2 separate regions of the Homo sapiens genome follow, and region 2 is linked to region 1. Evidence: chromatin loops called from intact Hi-C (ENCODE). Cell type or tissue: heart right ventricle. All regions are shown on one strand. Links, peaks and the distances in the headings refer to the core of each region. The heading gives the core; the rest is flanking DNA.

What was found. A loop is a pair of places that touch in the nucleus more often than their neighbours do. Peaks named below come from ENCODE experiments on the same cell type or tissue, not always from the same donor. Only the 100,000 strongest peaks of a DNase experiment are listed, where the experiment ranks them.
Region 2: a loop joins it to region 1, with 2.9 times the contacts of the local background. A loop is called at or near these places in 2 of 110 quality-filtered maps.

What each region holds. Positions count from the first base shown.
Region 1 is chr17:33,516,375-33,524,706 of GRCh38, forward strand. It overlaps a transcript of ASIC2 not described here. Among named protein-coding and RNA genes, the nearest start is that of ASIC2-AS1, 38 kb to the right of the region's middle. In heart right ventricle, for the core only: CTCF peaks have their summits at 4,238 (motif pointing right), 4,446 and 5,621 (motif pointing left); DNase peaks (open chromatin) are centred at 4,237, 5,508 and 7,378.
Region 2 is chr17:33,046,732-33,055,063 of GRCh38, forward strand. The region is part of intron 3 of ASIC2 (acid sensing ion channel subunit 2); the gene reads right to left. Among named protein-coding and RNA genes, the nearest start is that of SPACA3, 59 kb to the left of the region's middle. In heart right ventricle, for the core only: a CTCF peak has its summit at 3,259 (motif pointing left); a DNase peak (open chromatin) is centred at 3,266; H3K27me3 peaks cover 750 bases.

The sequences.
Region 1 (8,332 bases), core at 32-8,031:
AATGTGTGTTTGTAAGTGTGTTTGTGAGTGTGAGTGTGTGTGTGTGTGTGTGTGTATGGAGGAGGGGTGGTGATGCTGTTGTTGCTCCTTCAGTTACAGTAATGGCACTCAACCTAACTACACATTAGATTCTCCTAGAAAGACTTGAAAATGCCGATATTCAGGCAGAAGTTTTGATTTCATTGGTCTGGAGTGGACCCTGGACATTGGGAATTTTATTAGTGCTATTAACACTTCCAGGTAAGTCTAGTGTGCAACTGGTGTTGGGTACAACGGAACAACTGGTGTTGGGAACTGATGTGAGCTCGCTGACATCAGGGATTTGGCTTTATCTATTTTGTCTCCTTGGAGGTGCCTGGCTTAGTACTCAGTGCCTGTAAATGGATCAGGAGTCCCTGTCTCTGGGACACTTTGCCTGACCACCCTCCTCCCTCCCATGCCTGGGCTAGGTGTTGTGCTCTTATTACACTGGGTTTGATTTCCTGTTTCCTGTCTGTCTTTTTCAATAGACAATGGACTGCCCTAGGGCAGGATCCAGATTTTCATCTCTGGCTCCTTTGTCAAAACCCTCACACATCAGAATGTATCGGTGCCGCATGGGTCTGAGGACATCTTATCCCTTCTTTTCAGGGTCCCTGGTAGTTAACGAAGCCTCTCTTTTCTTCTAGATGTTGTTTCTTTGCTTTGGGAAATGGTTCTCAAACCCTCATAACCTCTATCTTAGTTATACCTTTTGCTGCATATTATTATTATTATTTTGAGACAGAGTCTCGTTCTGTTGCCCAGGCTGGAGTGCAGTGGCGCGATCTCAGCTCACTGCAATCTCTGTCTCCCAGGTTCAAGTGATTCTCCTGCCTCAGCCTCCTGCGTAGCTGGGATTACAGGCATGCACCACCATGCCTGGCTAGTTTTTGTATGTTTAGTAGAGATGGAGTTTCACCATGTTGGCCAGGCTGGTCTCAAACTCCTGACCTCAAGTGATCGACCCACCTCGGCCTCCCAAAGTGCTGGGATTACAGGCGCGAGCCATGGCATCTGGCCTTTTGCTGCGTATTAAATTACCCTACACCTTAGCAATTTATAACAAATGGTTTCTGTGGGTCAGGAGTTGGGAGTAGCCTAGCGGAGTGATTCTAGCCGAGGTCTCTTGTGAGGTTGCAGTCAAGATGCCAGCTGGGGGCTGCAGTATTTGAAGACTTAACTGGGGTTGGAGAATCTACTCTGAGGGTCAATGCACACAAGTGAGAGAGCACTCAAGCCAGAGGCCACAGTCTTTTAAAATGCATAATACAGGAAGGGGAACATCACACACCGGGGCCTGTTGTGGGGTTGGGGGAGGGGGGAGGGATAGCATTAGGAGATATACCAAATGTTAAATGACGAGTTAATGGGTGCAGCACACCAACATGGCACATGTATACATATGTAACAAACCTGCACGTTGTGCACATGTACCCTAAAACTTAAAGCATAATAAAAAAATAAAATAAAATACATAATAATCACTTCCTTCATAGGTCGCCTAGACCAAGCCTGTTGCAATGTGGGTGGGAACTACACAAGGAGGAAGAACCATGTGTTGGAGTGTAACGACCGCAGGCTGCATGCTGGGAGCTGGCCTGGAAGTCCAGAGAGGGCACCCAGTCCTGATCCCAGCCTCTGATCATCATCCTCTTGAACACAAATATCTATTTGCCCCTCTGATGTGCAGGAACAGTGCAAGAGATGAGTGTCATCCTGGCCTCTTTTTGATTTTTTTGGAGAAGGGCTAATAGAAAATGTCCTCTTGGCTATCAGTCCTGAGCTCCTCAATAACGCCTGAACTCTGTAGAAATTTGGAAATTGAAACCTAAGAGTAAGCTCTAGAAACAGATACCTCCAGGATGTGAGCTTATTTTTGATAGCCATGGCGTTTGAAGCCAATGGAAGTGCGGGCGAAGGAGAGACTGAGAAATGCTGCCCACGTGGGCTCTGAAAAAGGCTAAGGTTGGTGGAGTCCCAGCCCCTGCATGATGTGGCAGGGGGCAAGGCCAAACTTGCCATCAGCTGGAGCTGACTTCCTGAGGGAGGCAGCAGGTGCAGTGGGCTGGGGCACCATGAGCACTAAGCTCCATCAGATCTGGGTGGGTTCCTTTCCTGCTTCCATTTGCCGTGTGGCCTCCACCAGCTGTTCTCTCCCTGGGGCCTCAGTTTACCCATCCATAAAATGAATTGGTTGGACTGATACACTACTTATGAGGCTTTTAAAAAACAATAGCACCTTCATTTTCCAAATTACACCTTACAACAAATAAAGTGAATACAATGTTACTGCCTCATTACAATATATGAGATAATATTATGAAAGCTAATATGCAAGAATAAATGCTTAGTGTGTTCCTAAAGCTGTTCTTAAATGCTTTGGACACATTAACTGATTTAATCCCACAGTGGCCCTGTGAGATAACTACTCTTTTTTTTTTTTGAGATGGAGTCTCGCTCTGTCACCCAGGCTGGAGTACAGTGGCGTGATCTCGGCTCACTGCAAGCTCCGCCTTCCGGGTTCACGCCATTCTCCTGCCTCAGCCTCCCGAGTAGCTGGGACTACAGGCGCCCGCCACTGCGTCCAGCTAATTTTTTGTATTTTCAGTAGAGACGGGGTTTCACCATGTTGGCCAGGATGGTCTCGATCTCCTGACCTCGTGATCCGCCCGCCTCGGCCTCCCAAAGTGCTGGGATTACAGGCGTGAGCCACCGCGCCGGGCCGATAACTACTCTTTTTAATCATCATCCCATTTTACAGAGGAGGCAGCCACAGCACAGAGAGGTGAAGTAGCTTACCCAAGGTCACACGGCTTGTAAGTGACTTGAACTCATGGAGGGAGGCCATAAGGCCTTGCTCTTGGCCCTTCCGTTATACAAATAGAAGCAGAGCGGCTCTGGTGGAAGTGAGGGAGGAATGCTGGAAGCCGCCCAGCTTGTTACCCTTCTCCTTTCCTCTCTTTCCACTGAGCACCCCCTTAAACACAGTTGGCCTCGGGCTTGTGGGGCAGCTTTTGAGCTCTGACATTTGACGAGCTATGACCCCCGTATTTCTCTACCTAGGCTTTGCAAACACATGCACCTGAACCATCTGGGATGCTTTATTCAAATCTGGATTTCTATGCCACTTTCCAGGTTCATGGGATCAGACTCTCTGGGTAGAGTCCAGGAGTCTCCATGTTAATCAGCGCACAAGTGGGTCTCGGCTCACTGTCATGGAAAAACTGCTGCATTTTGAGCAGGTAGGCAGCTTAATCACCACCACTGGGCTTGGAAAGGACTGGATTTAGCACTTTCCTTAGGGAGGAGGAGGAGGCCTCCTTAAGGAAGGTCTTTTTAAGGAGAGTGGGAATAATCTCTGTGCCCAGGCACTGCTAGACCGTCTGTCAAACTTGACCTCACTTCAGGCCACCCACGCAGGTTGCTGTAACCGAGAGTGAGCCAGGAACTTCAACTGACCAAGAGCAAAGCCTGGGTCGTGGTCACTGTGACATTCCAGGCCACAGTTAATCAGCACATCTGTGAATGCACCAGGTGATTTCAGAACATTTTTTATGCTTCAGAGAGAAAACAATTTTTATGACTGTTCAGTACAGCCCAGGAATCAGAGAAACAAATGCTGTTAAACATTCATGTGTTAATTATTGCCATTCCTTGCTATTCCTACCATCCAAGAGCTGATTATGAGCAGAGGGTATCTTTGCAACGAGAATTCTGGCTTATTGTGGCCCCTCCCCAGGGGCCTCTTTGGCTGTTAGATTTGGGGGAGGGTCATTAATAAATGCATTGTAGTCACAGGGTAATAATCCTGTTGTGATTAGAAGTATAGCTGTTCTACTTGAAGAAACACTGTCCAGGCAGAAAGGAATGAACAAGGATACGGGACAGAAAGACAGGGTCAGTGGGGAAGCATGAAAATCACTCGCGAATTCATTCTTGTGTCTGCACCTGCAGAACATACGCTCTTTGGCCAGTGTTTGTCACAGCTACACCATGCTCTAGCATTTACTCAGAGGAATACCTGGTCCAGTGGTTAACTGGGAGGTTGTATTAATTAGTATGCCTAACTATGTCCAACACACGAGGAGCTGGAAGGATAGTTTGGTGAATGGCCACCTGGGATTAATCACCCAGTCCAGTACAGTCGTATTAATTTGGTGCCCAGCAATGTTCAGCACACAAGGAGCCTCAGGAGGGACAGTTTGGAGAGAGACCACGAGAGGGCGGCAGTGAGCCCACAGTCTGGCTGATCCCCTTACCCACGGACAGGGCCCCTCTTGGGGCTATGAAGGGTGGAGGAGCAAGTGAGCGGCCCCAAAGCTTAAAACTTTATTTGCTTCACAGCAAATGTATCCCTGGGCCTCACCTGTGTTCCTGTCTTGGAGTTCTGAGATAGCAGGGAGTTCTGTTTCTGGGAATCTGCCTCTTCCCCAGGGGGAAATGACAAAGGGTATTTTGAAATTGACATTCAGGCCCTGGGGTTAAGCCTGTGGAACCAGCAGGCTAGGGGATGCTTGCCTCACCTGCCTGGGTGTGTGGGTGCTGGAATCATGTTGGACTACTTTGGAAAAGCAAAAACTTCGAAGAGAAGGTACTGATGTTGGCATTGCTGGCTTATGGCAGCCAGGAGTCTGAATAATAATAATTATTATTATTATTTCATAACAGGCAGGCAGGAATTCTACAGACAAGGTTCAATAACCTCAAGGCAGTCTCGTGGCGAACTGGCAGATTAGGTCTCGGGACTTGGGACTCAGGCTGGGCTGGGTCCACACAGCACTTTGCCTCTTGCGGGAGAAGTAGCAAATAAAGGCCTCTGGAGCTGGGTAAGCAGGGGCTCAACACTGTCGTCGGCCAAGGGGTATCTTTTGAAGGATGCAAATTAGCTGAAATTGAATGAATTATTTGGCTCTGCAGGGGGAGGTGGGAGGTAAAGAGGGCCCCTGGATAATGCGCCTGCCACTCGGGGCCAGCCTTGCTGACAGTTATTCACTCTGAGTGTGGCACACAGGGACACAAGAGGTACAGCAGCCATGGTGACTGTAGGGCAGGGATGGCCCAGTTCTGATGCGGCCAACGCCCCCGAAGTCCTGGAGACAGAAGTAGCCACATGACCAAGGAGTCAGTCTCTCCCAGTGGGTACACAGAGCAGGGTGCACAGCCCAGCTGGGGTCCCGTGAGAGCCTGCTGAGAGTCTGGCAGAGATGGGCAAGGAAGATGTTGGATCCGACTGGCAGAGCTGGAGGGACTGTTGAGAATCTTCTAGTCTACAGTGCGGGTGGATTTGAGTTCTGGGAGGGGAAGGAATTGCTCAAGTCACGTAACCTGATGGCACTGCTAGGACTGGAGCCCAGCATTCATGCCCCACGGTCATCATCTACCCTCAAAGGCCATACCTTGCAAAACCTCATCCCCGCTCCTCAGAACCCTGATGTGGGGCCTCTGAAGACACCTGACAAGAGGGGACCCAGGCTGTTCCTCTGGGTGTGCATGGCAGGCAGGCCCCTTCCCCCATCACCTGGCACCTAGGCGGGCAGGGAGGCCCTCTGGCAACTGCGGGCAGTGTGGTTCAGCCAGGGCTAGGGGGCCCTCTGCTGGGCAGCCGCTGCCTGGCCTATGGGATAGCTGAGCAAAGCCAGCTGGCTGGGTGGGTTCCGGGGCTGCATAGAGGAGCATCCTGTCAGGAAGGGTCAGGGATGGCAAAATTCTGACCCATGGCACTTCTTTGTCAGTCCCCCCACTCCTTCCTGTCACTGCTGTCCCTACCAGGCAGCCTTGTGCCCTCTGCTCAGTACCCCCTCGTGGGCTCCCCACCAGCCCCCCAAACCTCCAGTCCTATCTGCTCCCCATTCTAGCTCCTGCTAATATGATATTGAATCTTAAAGGGTCAATGAATTATTTCCCCCGTTCCTGAAGGCCTACATTTGCAGAGCATTCGGACTCCTCTGAGAAACCGAGTCTTCCCTGCAGGAGTGAGCTGAAGGCCCACCGGCTCCTGCTGTGGGCTGAGGCCCACCTGTGGGGGGCCCTGAGGTGTCTTTGTAGGGGCAGCGGCTTGGCAGTAGTTCTGACCATGGTTGGAATCCTGCCCCTTTCTAGTTCTTTGACTTTGAGCAACTCACTAAACTTCTCTGACCCTCTGTTTCCTCATCTGTGAAATAGGAACAGTAATTCCCGTCTCCCAGAATTGCCTTGGGTGCTAAGTGAGAGGACGCAGTAAAGAGTCCCTCACAGGACTCAGTGACTATCAGTTTCTTTCATTGAGATTTTCAGTTTTCTCATCTGTGGAATAAGAATTCTTGTCTGCCCTAGATTATAACTTTGAAAATCCAAGTGTTTTGAAAATCCAAGTGTTAGTTTTATTTGCGGTGCCATGAATTCCCACAAGAACAGACACACGAGAGCGCCACCTCCAGTGCAGACACAGACACTGAAGCCGTGTGGCATCGCAATATCCCTGAAAACTGCCTCCCGCTCTGCACCGTGCAGTCCTGGGGCTGCCCAGAACAAAGGCCAGGGCAACCCCTGGCTCCCCCTACCCCACCCACCGCAAGCCCAAGAGAGATCAGCACATGATCAAGCCAGGTTGCAGGAAGGAAAGTGATCTACACAGCAAGTGGGTGACAAGAAGTGTCAGGACACCCATCTTCTGAGCTGGGCCTCAATCTTCTTTTTGCAGATTCTTCTGTCTTAAGGAAAAGACCCTTCTCTTTTCTCTTCGTTCTGTGATGAAGGACCCTAGTTCTGAGGTCAAATTCCAGCAATGGACTCACTGTCTTTGTCATCTTGGTAAAGTACTCAGCCCCTCTGAAACTTTGTTTCTTGATTTCTAAAATGAGGATCACAAAGCCATCTTTATTTTTTATGTATTTACTTTTTGAGATGGAGTCTCACTCTGTTGCCCAGGCTGGAGTGCAGTGACACCATCTGGGCTCACTGCAACCTCCTACTCCCAGATTTAAGCAATTCTCGTGCCTCAGCCTCCCGAGTAGCTGGAATTACAGGCACCTACCACCACATCCAGCTAATTGTTTTGTATTTATAGTAGAGATGGAGTTTCACCATATTGCCCAGGCTAGTCTCGAACTCCTGGCCTCAAGTGATCCACCCACCGGGACTCCCAAAGTACTGGGATTGCAGGCGTGAACCACTGTGCCCGGCTAGGATCATAAAACCTCCTGCAGAGGGTTGCTTAGAGGTTTAAGTAGCATAATGCATTCCTGGCTCCTAGCACAGGGCTTGGCTTCTGGCAGGTTCCCCTTCCCATGTGAACACTGACTCAGAAAATGACACTTTCCCGTTGTTATAAATAATCTCGAAGACACCCAGTTCTGTGCTCTGTCTCTGTGCTTGGAAAGGCCCTCTGTGCTCACTCTACCAACTAGTCATCTACTCACGGCTGATGTAGCTCCAGGGAGGGGAAGCTCACCCTTCACTGGGCTGCAATCTCAGAACAGCTGGGACGGAGGGGAAGTTCCTGCTCTCATGATGTAAGTGCTGTCTCCATGCAGTTCTCATCCATAGCATAGCCTCAGGAAATTGATCTAATCTTGCTCTAAATCAACTCTTCGGATGACCCCTGGGCCTTCTTGTCTCTTTCAGTCATACACTCAGGGGTCAGCCTCAACCTTCTCCAGCTCCTCTCAGCTTTGAGCAGGTATCTTTCACTTTCAGGAGCAACTCAGCATGCCCCTGGGCCAATGCTGGTGTCCTAGTCTGGCTGGGCTCAGGAGTTTCTCTCACCATCCCCAGGCTCAGCCTCTGAGATTCTGCCCAGTTCTTGCTAATCCCTGCCTCCAAATTCTTTGCCCTCCAGTCAGAATGTGCTGATATACCGTTGTTGGGTTCCTTATATAGAGACACTGTGCATAGAATCCCCTTTTTAGCCTTCCCAGTACATCGTCAGGGTAAGTATTATTATTCCCATTTCACAGAGGAGGAAATGAAGCCTCTGAGAGATTGGCTGACTTGCCCAAGATTGCATAGCCAGCAAATTGTGAACCAGAAGTGGGAGCTTGGTCTCTTTGATTGGAGTTGAGAGAATGAGTTCTCCCCATACAGGTATGATGGAAATGAGAATTTATGTAAAACAAGAAAGGTGGTCTTTTACCAGTATTGTTTCTGTATGTTCTGGGTGAAGTGTAGACTCATTCGGAGGTGTGCACTGGGAGGGGGTGTCACAGCTTGTTAGGTGTATATGCATATGGCTAACGAGGATGGTGGGGAGGTGCTGGCTTGGTGTGGCAGCTTAGCTGAGTTGGGTCATGCTGCTGCTCACGAGAATGAGGTCCCCAGTTTGAGTCCCTCCACC
Region 2 (8,332 bases), core at 33-8,032, 470 kb before region 1:
GGTGGCAACATGTCAGGGTCTGTGTGTGTGCAGCCTCAGTTAATCCTCACTGATAATTCTCCCTTGAGTGGCAGCTGCAGCAGATTGACAACTCCACGCCCAACACTCCACCAGGGAGGCCGCTGGAGGCCGGGCAGAGTCGTCAGAATGAGCCCCAGTCACCTTCTTCCTTTGGGACACTACTGCAGGGGCAGGGGGCCCACAGGGCAGAACCAACCCCGGAGCCCAGGCTCAAGAGCTGGATGAGTTTCTTCCCTGCACTCGTGATGCCGCATGATTAAGGCTCTGCTGCATCCCTCAGCGCCTGAGATGGCCTCGCAGGAAGCTCTGTGCACACCAAGCAGTTGCCATAAAATTCATCTTTTATTGTCCTCTTCCTGGATCTTTTCAGTGGGGGAATAGTGGATGCTTACAGGCATAAAACATGTGTGGCTTTTATGGGATTCTGCCAGGGTGAAATCTGGGATCCAAACTTTATGTTCTTGACCCCCTTCCCTCTCAGAGTTGAGGGTGAATTCCCTGTCCTCATCCCTAGAAATGCTGCAATCCTTGGCATACTGGGGCACATGTCTCACATGGGGCGGAGCTACTTTACAGATCCCTCCCCCCACTTTTTGTTTTTTTTTAGAGACAGGGTCTCTCTGTCACCCAGGCTGTAGTGCAGCAGCACCATCATAGCTCACTGTACCCTCTGTCTCCTAGGCTCAAGCAACCCTCCCACCTCAGCCTCTGAGGTAGCTAGGACTACAGGCACATGTCACCCATGCCTGTCTAATTTTGTTATTTTTTGTAGAGACAGGGTCTCACTATGTTGCTCAGGCTGGTCTCGAATTCCTGGGCTCAAGCAATTCTCCCACCTCAGCCTCCCAAAGTGCTGGGATTACAGGCATGAGCCACTATGCCTGGCCTTACTTTACAGCAAGTAAAGTACTTTCATTTCCACTAAATGATTTCAGTTGTATATGGCTGAGGCTTTCTTTTCCACTAAATGATTTCAGTTGTATATGATTGAGCCAGTGCTCTAGCCAGCATTGGTTTTAAAGTCTCTGGGGTACATCATGAAAACTTTGAATGGGAATTGGGCAGATGCTGCCCTTCCTAGATGTAATCTTGAATGCTTTGACAATTAGGAAGGACTGCGATGGAAAGATAAATATACCATCTACCTCAGGAGTTCAAAGTCATTTTTATTTGTGATGGACTGAATTGTCTGTCTCTCCTCCCCAAAATTCATATATTGAAGCCCTTACCCCCAGTGTGACAATTTTTGGAGACAGATCCTTTAAGGAGGTAATTAAGGTTAAGCAAGATGATAAGGTTGGAGTCCCTGGTGTCTGTTGAAGAGGAAGACATAGCAGAGCTCTTTCTCTCTCCACGTGAGCACTGAGGAAAGGCCATTTGAGGACACAGCAAGAAGGTGGCTGTTTGCAAGCCTGGAAGAGAGTCCTCACCAGAAACTAACTCTGGCACCCTGATCTCAGACTTTCAGCCTCCAGAAATAAGAGAAGGTAAGTGTCTGTTTTTTAAGGCACTCAACCTGTGGCATTTTGCTATGGCACCTCGAGCTGACTAAGAATCTCTCATCTCTCTCATGGACAGGCACACTTCAGTTTGTGAACCAGTAAAGCCCCATAGCTTCTTGATCACTGCTCACTAGGGCCTCTCGTCTCTGAGGATCATGCCTTAGGAAACTGGGGATGGCCAGCGAGCTCACACTTGAACGTATCTCTCAAGATCAACCTACAGCTAGGAAGAATTTTGATAGTAAAATCCAGGTAAGGGGCTTAATTTCTGGATGGGCCTTGTATGTCCTAATGCATGTTATGGTTATTACTCTCATTTTCCAGAAGAGGAAATTCAGTCAAGAGAGACCACGTCATCTGCTACAGATTACACAGGTGGTGCAGTTGAGTCCTTGAAATCTGCTCCAGGTCTGGAGCCCTGGGCCTTAAAAACCTGACTAGTTTCCCTAGCACTCCCTGGATGGGAGTTCTCCCTGGGTCCTGTGGGCCCATCCCAGGGCCTGGAGTTCCAGGTTGGGTTTGGATCTTTGTCCCTGGTACGGGGGTCTCCCTGTCTGCCTGGACTTTGGGGTGTGGCTGCAGAGAGTGGATTCCCTGTCAATTTCACCTGATAGAGAGGGTCTGGTCCTACGTATTATTTTCTTCCAGGTTTCCCTGACCTCCTTGCTGGTCCCCAAGAAGGACATGCACTCTTACCTTTTCATCAGGGGCTCAACCAAGTGACATCAGTGTCCACACAGGATGCCATGTGGGCTTCCAGAAGAGATCATTTGGGGATCACAGAGGCAGGAAGGGGCAGATGGTGTACCATGTTGTGAAAAGAGCGTGGACTTTGGTATTAGGCAGGTCTGGATTCTAATTCTCAGCTGTCCCTTTGTCTGTAGAAGGGAGACAGCAGTACGGCCCCACAGATTTGCTGTTCAGACTGAATGGAATGTCCTAGGAGAGTGTCGGCACAATGGAACACAGTGACTTCTTTGTCAATATTTGGGAGTAGCATGGTGTGGCTAAAAGACTTAGCTGTGTGCCAAAGGTAGACAGTTTGGGGCTGGCTGTCTCATTTATTGGCCCAGTTTCCCTGTCTATAAGCTGGGAATAACAGCTCATATCTCACTGTTTGAGAATTTCTATGTTTCATCATTTTAAGATGCATAATTTTCTATATCCTAACATGTCTATAACATCTTACCATTAATGGCCTCTTAGCATTGTGTTTAGTTTAATTAGTAGTGTTTTTCTTTCCTACTGTCACATGAAATAATATTGACCCTTACAGTTGGAGTTGTTACCTTAGATTTGATGAGATACACAGCAAATGGACTCATGATTGCAAACGGCTCAGTACAGTGCCTGGAACACAGCTGGTGCTCAGTCAATGGCAGCTGTTGTTATTATTGCCTGTAGACCATGGGTAAGTTTTACAAATGCTGTTGAGCCTCGGTTTCCTCATCTGTATAATGGGAATACTTAGCTTTACATTACAGGGTTACAGGGAGTTTTAAATGAGATTAACATATAGACTGAAGCATCTACCGCAGCATTTTGCATAAAACAGGCGCTCCAAAGTGTGCTCCTCTTCCCCAGGACTGCACCAAGAGAAATCCCCCATGCCCCTCACCATTTTGGAATTATGGCAAGGTGGGTGGGACAGGGAAGGGAGGAAGGGGAAAGAGACTCCTCATGCCTGTGCTCTTTTGTGCCACTGGACTATCTGTCTCCTGCTCACTGTTGCCTCCTAGTGGTCCCAAGGATCAGGGCAAGGCTTTTTGAACCAGATGGGAATGTTAGGAAAGAAAATGCTATCGGGTAAGCCTGCTCAGCCTGAGGAAGACCTCAACGGAAGACCTGAGCCCCACCTCAGGAACTTCAACTGAGACGATGTAACCTGCTGAGCCTTCTGCTGAGGTTTTCTTTATACCTGAACGTGGCCGCTGGGAAATTTTTTCAGATCTCAGATCTAAACTGAGAGGCCATTCCTCAGCTCCCACTCGCCTCTCAAAACACACCTCTATGCTGGAGACGTAGTAACAGAGGGCAAGTTTGGTTGACAAAACGTATTGGCGGCATCCCTTCTCTTGTATGCTCAAGAGACCATGGTCTGGATTGGGATCAGTCAGCCTCAGTATCAAATCCTGGCTCTGGATGACCATGGCCTGTGACATCCTCTCTATAGGCCTCAGTGTCTTTATTGCATGTATAGGGTCTGCCATATAGTCTGTGCTCAAAAATATTAGGTTGCCTATCCCACTTCCCTCTTCCCTAACTCAGGGGCATTGGAAAGAGCACTGGAAGAAATCGTAAGCAATATTGACTTTAACTACAAAATGCTCAGATGTCTTTCCTGCTGCTCTGATGAAGTGGTCTTTGAAGTGAAACATCCCCTGCAAGTCTGTAACATCATAGATGAGCAGATGCAAACTGTTAGACCATGAGGAAATCCCGGGTGCTCACTTTTCAAAGAGGAACAAATAACCTTCATTCAAGCCTGGCTACTTGAGATTGTTCCATGGACCATGGCCCTCCTGCTTGGTGGTGGGGAGACTGGCATGTGGAAACACCATGAGAAAGTGTGGGAGGGTAGGGGTGCAGGGAAGGTTGGACTGACACCCTCTGGTCCTGGTGCTTTGCATAGATTAGGTATGAGGTAGGTACTATTGTTATCCCTGCTATGCAGATGAAGAAATTAAGATGGAGACATGAAGAAACTTGCTCATGGTCTCATTGTTGGCTAGTCATGGAGTCAGAATTTAGATTTCAACAGTCTAATGTTGAAGCCCTGCACTACTATCCTATAGTCCCATACCAAGGTACCCCTCCTTGTCTAATACCAGATGGTGCCCATTGCCCCTGGATAGACCTTCTTTTCAGAGACCCATTGAGAGATTTCTGTATGTCTCAGGATGCTTTGCCAAGGGTCTCTTTCCCTTTCAGTGGAGGACAGGCATATCATCACCATTTTACAGATTGAAGACAGACTCGCAAAGGCAAAGTGATTTTCTAGAAATAATTTAGCAGGTCAGAGGTACAGTTTGAATGAGAACCCAAGTCTTTTGAATCCTGGTCCTACCGCACACTGAACCAGCTGTCTCCCAATCCTGTGCCCTGCCCAGCTCTCTTTCTGGGTTACTGTGTGAGGAAGAATATGATCCCATACACTGCAAGCTAGACCCCTGAATTGACTATCACAATATTCACAGCCCTGTGAATTCAAGTTTTGTCATTTCCTGGAAGCTTTACAAAATATTAATAAGCTGATTTACTCCCTGGCATCTTCTTGAGACTCCTGTAGGCAAGCACCTCATCTGGGGACTGAGTTGAGGTTGGAGTCAGATGTCCTAAGCTTGAAATTCATCCTTGCCACCTGCTAGCTTGGTGACCTCGGGCAAGTTAGTGAACTTCTTTGAGTATCAGTTACCTCTGTGTGAAATAGGAATACCATTCTTCATCTTGGAGGGGTTTTATGAGATATAAGAACAGAATCTAGCGCACTGCCTATATGACATATAGAAGGCAGTCAATATAGCAGAGATCCTCATTGGCAAAAGAGGACAGAAAAATTTTGTCTGCCTTAAGAAAATCCAGTCTGTGAAATTCACCCAACCTTGGGTCAGGGCAGACATTATTTCAATTATTCAAGGATCCATGATTTTCACAAAGGGTTTATCCAGGGCCCTTTAAGTGGCAGCTACATGTGCAAGCTGCCATGCCTGTTTACGAATCATTAGCTACTTGACGGTGATGGTAGCGGGAAGAGAAAAAGAGCAAAGCCCACATTATGGAAAGCCAGTGCTGGGAGCCACTGACTGCTAGAAACCAAATGGGACTGCAGAAAAAATAGGTCTGAAAGAGGAACCCATGGAAAAGATTTCATTTATAAATACGTATCTCACCCTTGTTCTCAGAAACCCATCCTTCAGTTGTTGAAAGCAAGATATGAACACACAGAGTCAGGCACCGCCAAATGCTTTCCCCTAAACTTTAAAAGCTCAGTGACAGGTGACTGGAATGAGCCTTCACAATGTAAGATGCCAATTACAAAATTGTTAATTCTTCTGGCTGTAATTTATCCTGCTATCCCTTTGGGTAGCTAAACAGCTTTGATCATGAGTTGCCCAATCAGCTTATAAGTCTTCTTGATGAATCACTGTCATTCTCCCCGTCCTTTCTCTGGGCTGCAGTAATTCTTGACAACTGCCTTAGAGCCTCTGTCTCCTGTCGATGCGAGAGGGAAGAGCCATCTATTAGGAGGAGCATGTGGAGAACAGGAAGCTCCTGGCATTGAGGAGCTTGGCAGGTGGAGGATAAAACTCTCTCTTCAGGATAGATAGGGCAGAGGACAGGATGATGGATACAGCCTCTACCCAGTGACCTCCAGGGTATGAGGTCCCTGCTTGTTGGGGTCTTTGGGTCGGGGGTGGCTAGGCAAATCGTGCCCACTGAGCTCTAGCGGGTATCCAGAACATCTTCAGTAAGAAAATGCCATGTGCTAACAGTGAGTTCACTGCACAGATAAACTAGGGCAGTTCTCCAGTATTGGAATTCTCACCTTCTTCCTAGGCTGACTGCTTTTCCCAGCTCTCCTTGAATCTAGGAGAGGCACGTGACTAGTTCTCACCATTGAGATGCGGTAAAATAGAAGTGATGTGGGATCCCCTGACTGAGTAGATGTGCTCTCTCTTTTACCAGTTGATAGCTAAAGAGAGATGAGCCTGAAAACCTACAGGAGGACAGAGACACCAGTTGAGAGAAGGCTGGGTCCCTGAATGGCAGCATGGAGAACCGCCCAAATGCCAACTGCATTGGATTGCAATGTGAGTGAGAAACACATTCTTATTGTATTAGTGTTAAACCACTCAGATTTAAGGGTTGATTGTCACAACAGTTAGCCTCCCCTGCCTAATACAGGCAATTTTTTATTAGTTTTATTAGTAAACAATACTTTATTTAACAGAACTCAAATTATCCAACTCAAGAAAATCCCAGGCGGCCGTCTGTTCTGAGTTAGCATGATGGCTTCTATTAACTACATAGCACATTGCAATTCACCTCTGATATCTGTTGTATGGGAATTTAGCTTATAACTTGAAGAGCACTAACTGCATGGATTCTTAATTTTTAGACCTGAAAAATTATTCTTTTTGGGAGTTGGAGGGAAGAACACAGTCTCTTTTAAAAAGGACCTTGGCCCCTTTTCCTTCTCCCTTAGCCTCCACTGGAGGTGTGAAAAGGACCTACAGATTCCATTTTCCCAAGTCAATGTAAGCATCCCTTCTTCTCTAAGTTGAGGCTAATCATTTCTCTCCAGGACTGTTGCAAGAGCTTCTTAACTGGCCTTTGTCTCGTGTATACCCTCCTCCAATCTGACCCCCACCTGATCTTACTAAAATGCAGACTCAATTATATCATCATCCTCTCTGGTAAAATCCAAAATCCTTTTCTTCAGAAGACCCTCTCTGATGGGCCTTCCTACCTCCAGTCTCATCTTCCTGCAAACCATCAGGCTCTTGTAGCCACTCTGCCTTTACTCTTTTTTTTCCTTTATAAGAGGAAGCTTTATTGTTAATTATTTACCTTAATAGTTTCACAAAAAGGGACATATTAATTCAGTTCAACATGACTGGCAGTTAGCAAAATCTAGTGAAGCAAGCGTTTCTGATTGCTAAGGATTTAATCTGGATGCTTTTAATACTTAGCCATCTAACACTTCAAACATAATCCAGAATAAATGCATCATCTCCTTCCCTTTCACCACAATGCCGCACCTACCTTTGCTCTCCTGTATCCCTGCCAGGATTGTTCTTTCTGCTTGTCAGCCTGCAACCATCTACCCAGCTTTCAAGGCTCAGTTTGTGCCCTTCTGCCAAGATGCCTTCTCCACCCATTCCCTCTGCTTTTGGATCTTGGTGTTCAGCCTGAGTTTTATCCCAGCACCTGCAACACCACATTGTATTTATTGCCTGACATGCCCATCTCCTGCCAGCCTTTAAGCTTTTTGGGGAGGTAGGTAGGTGACTGATTACTCTTTCCCAGGGCTGGCCCAAATCTGGGGCTCAAATGACTAGACTTCTGGACTCTGTCGCTGCCAAACCAGTTACCAAGGTAGCTTTCCCTCCCTGGGCCTCAGTTTCCCCATAGGTAAAATTGGGAGCTTGCTTAGCAAGTGATAGTCCTTGATGGCCTGCCTCTAAGGGCTTTTCCGGTTTCAGCATCCCAGGATTCTATGATTTTACCACTAACATTGTGCAGTCATGTGAGGGAAATCAATACTCAGAGTTTTTCCTGTGTGTGAGCCACAATTCTTCAGAAGACTGTCCTTGGGGGTGCATGTGGCTCTCAGCTTTGCCTGACACCAGAGAGAATTTATCATTAGAGAAAAGCTTATGGTGCAGGTTTAGCAAATGTGGCGTCTCGGGCGTTCCAGCACTTCATTTATCAAGTAAACACAGCTTCGTTATTTAGACTTCAGTCACTTGGCTCATAAACCATCACTCAGATATAAAAACTGGGGTAAGATGTCCTATTTATTGACCCTGATGAGAAATGGGTGTGATCAATTATGCCACGGCATGGGAAGAAAAGCCTTTTGCAGGCTTGCAACTTGTTACACGGTTGCTTTTATTTTAGGGCGTGATGTAGGGCGGGCAGGGGGAATTCTCAACACATTTCATGCCACGCCATTAGCAGGTTCAAGGAGCTCCATCACCATTGGCCACATGGCCTTGGGTCAGTTCCCTCCCCTCCACTCAGCCCATGTCAGCTCCTGGGTCACAGCTCTCCTACATGCATTTCCCAGGGTTGACATTGGGGTG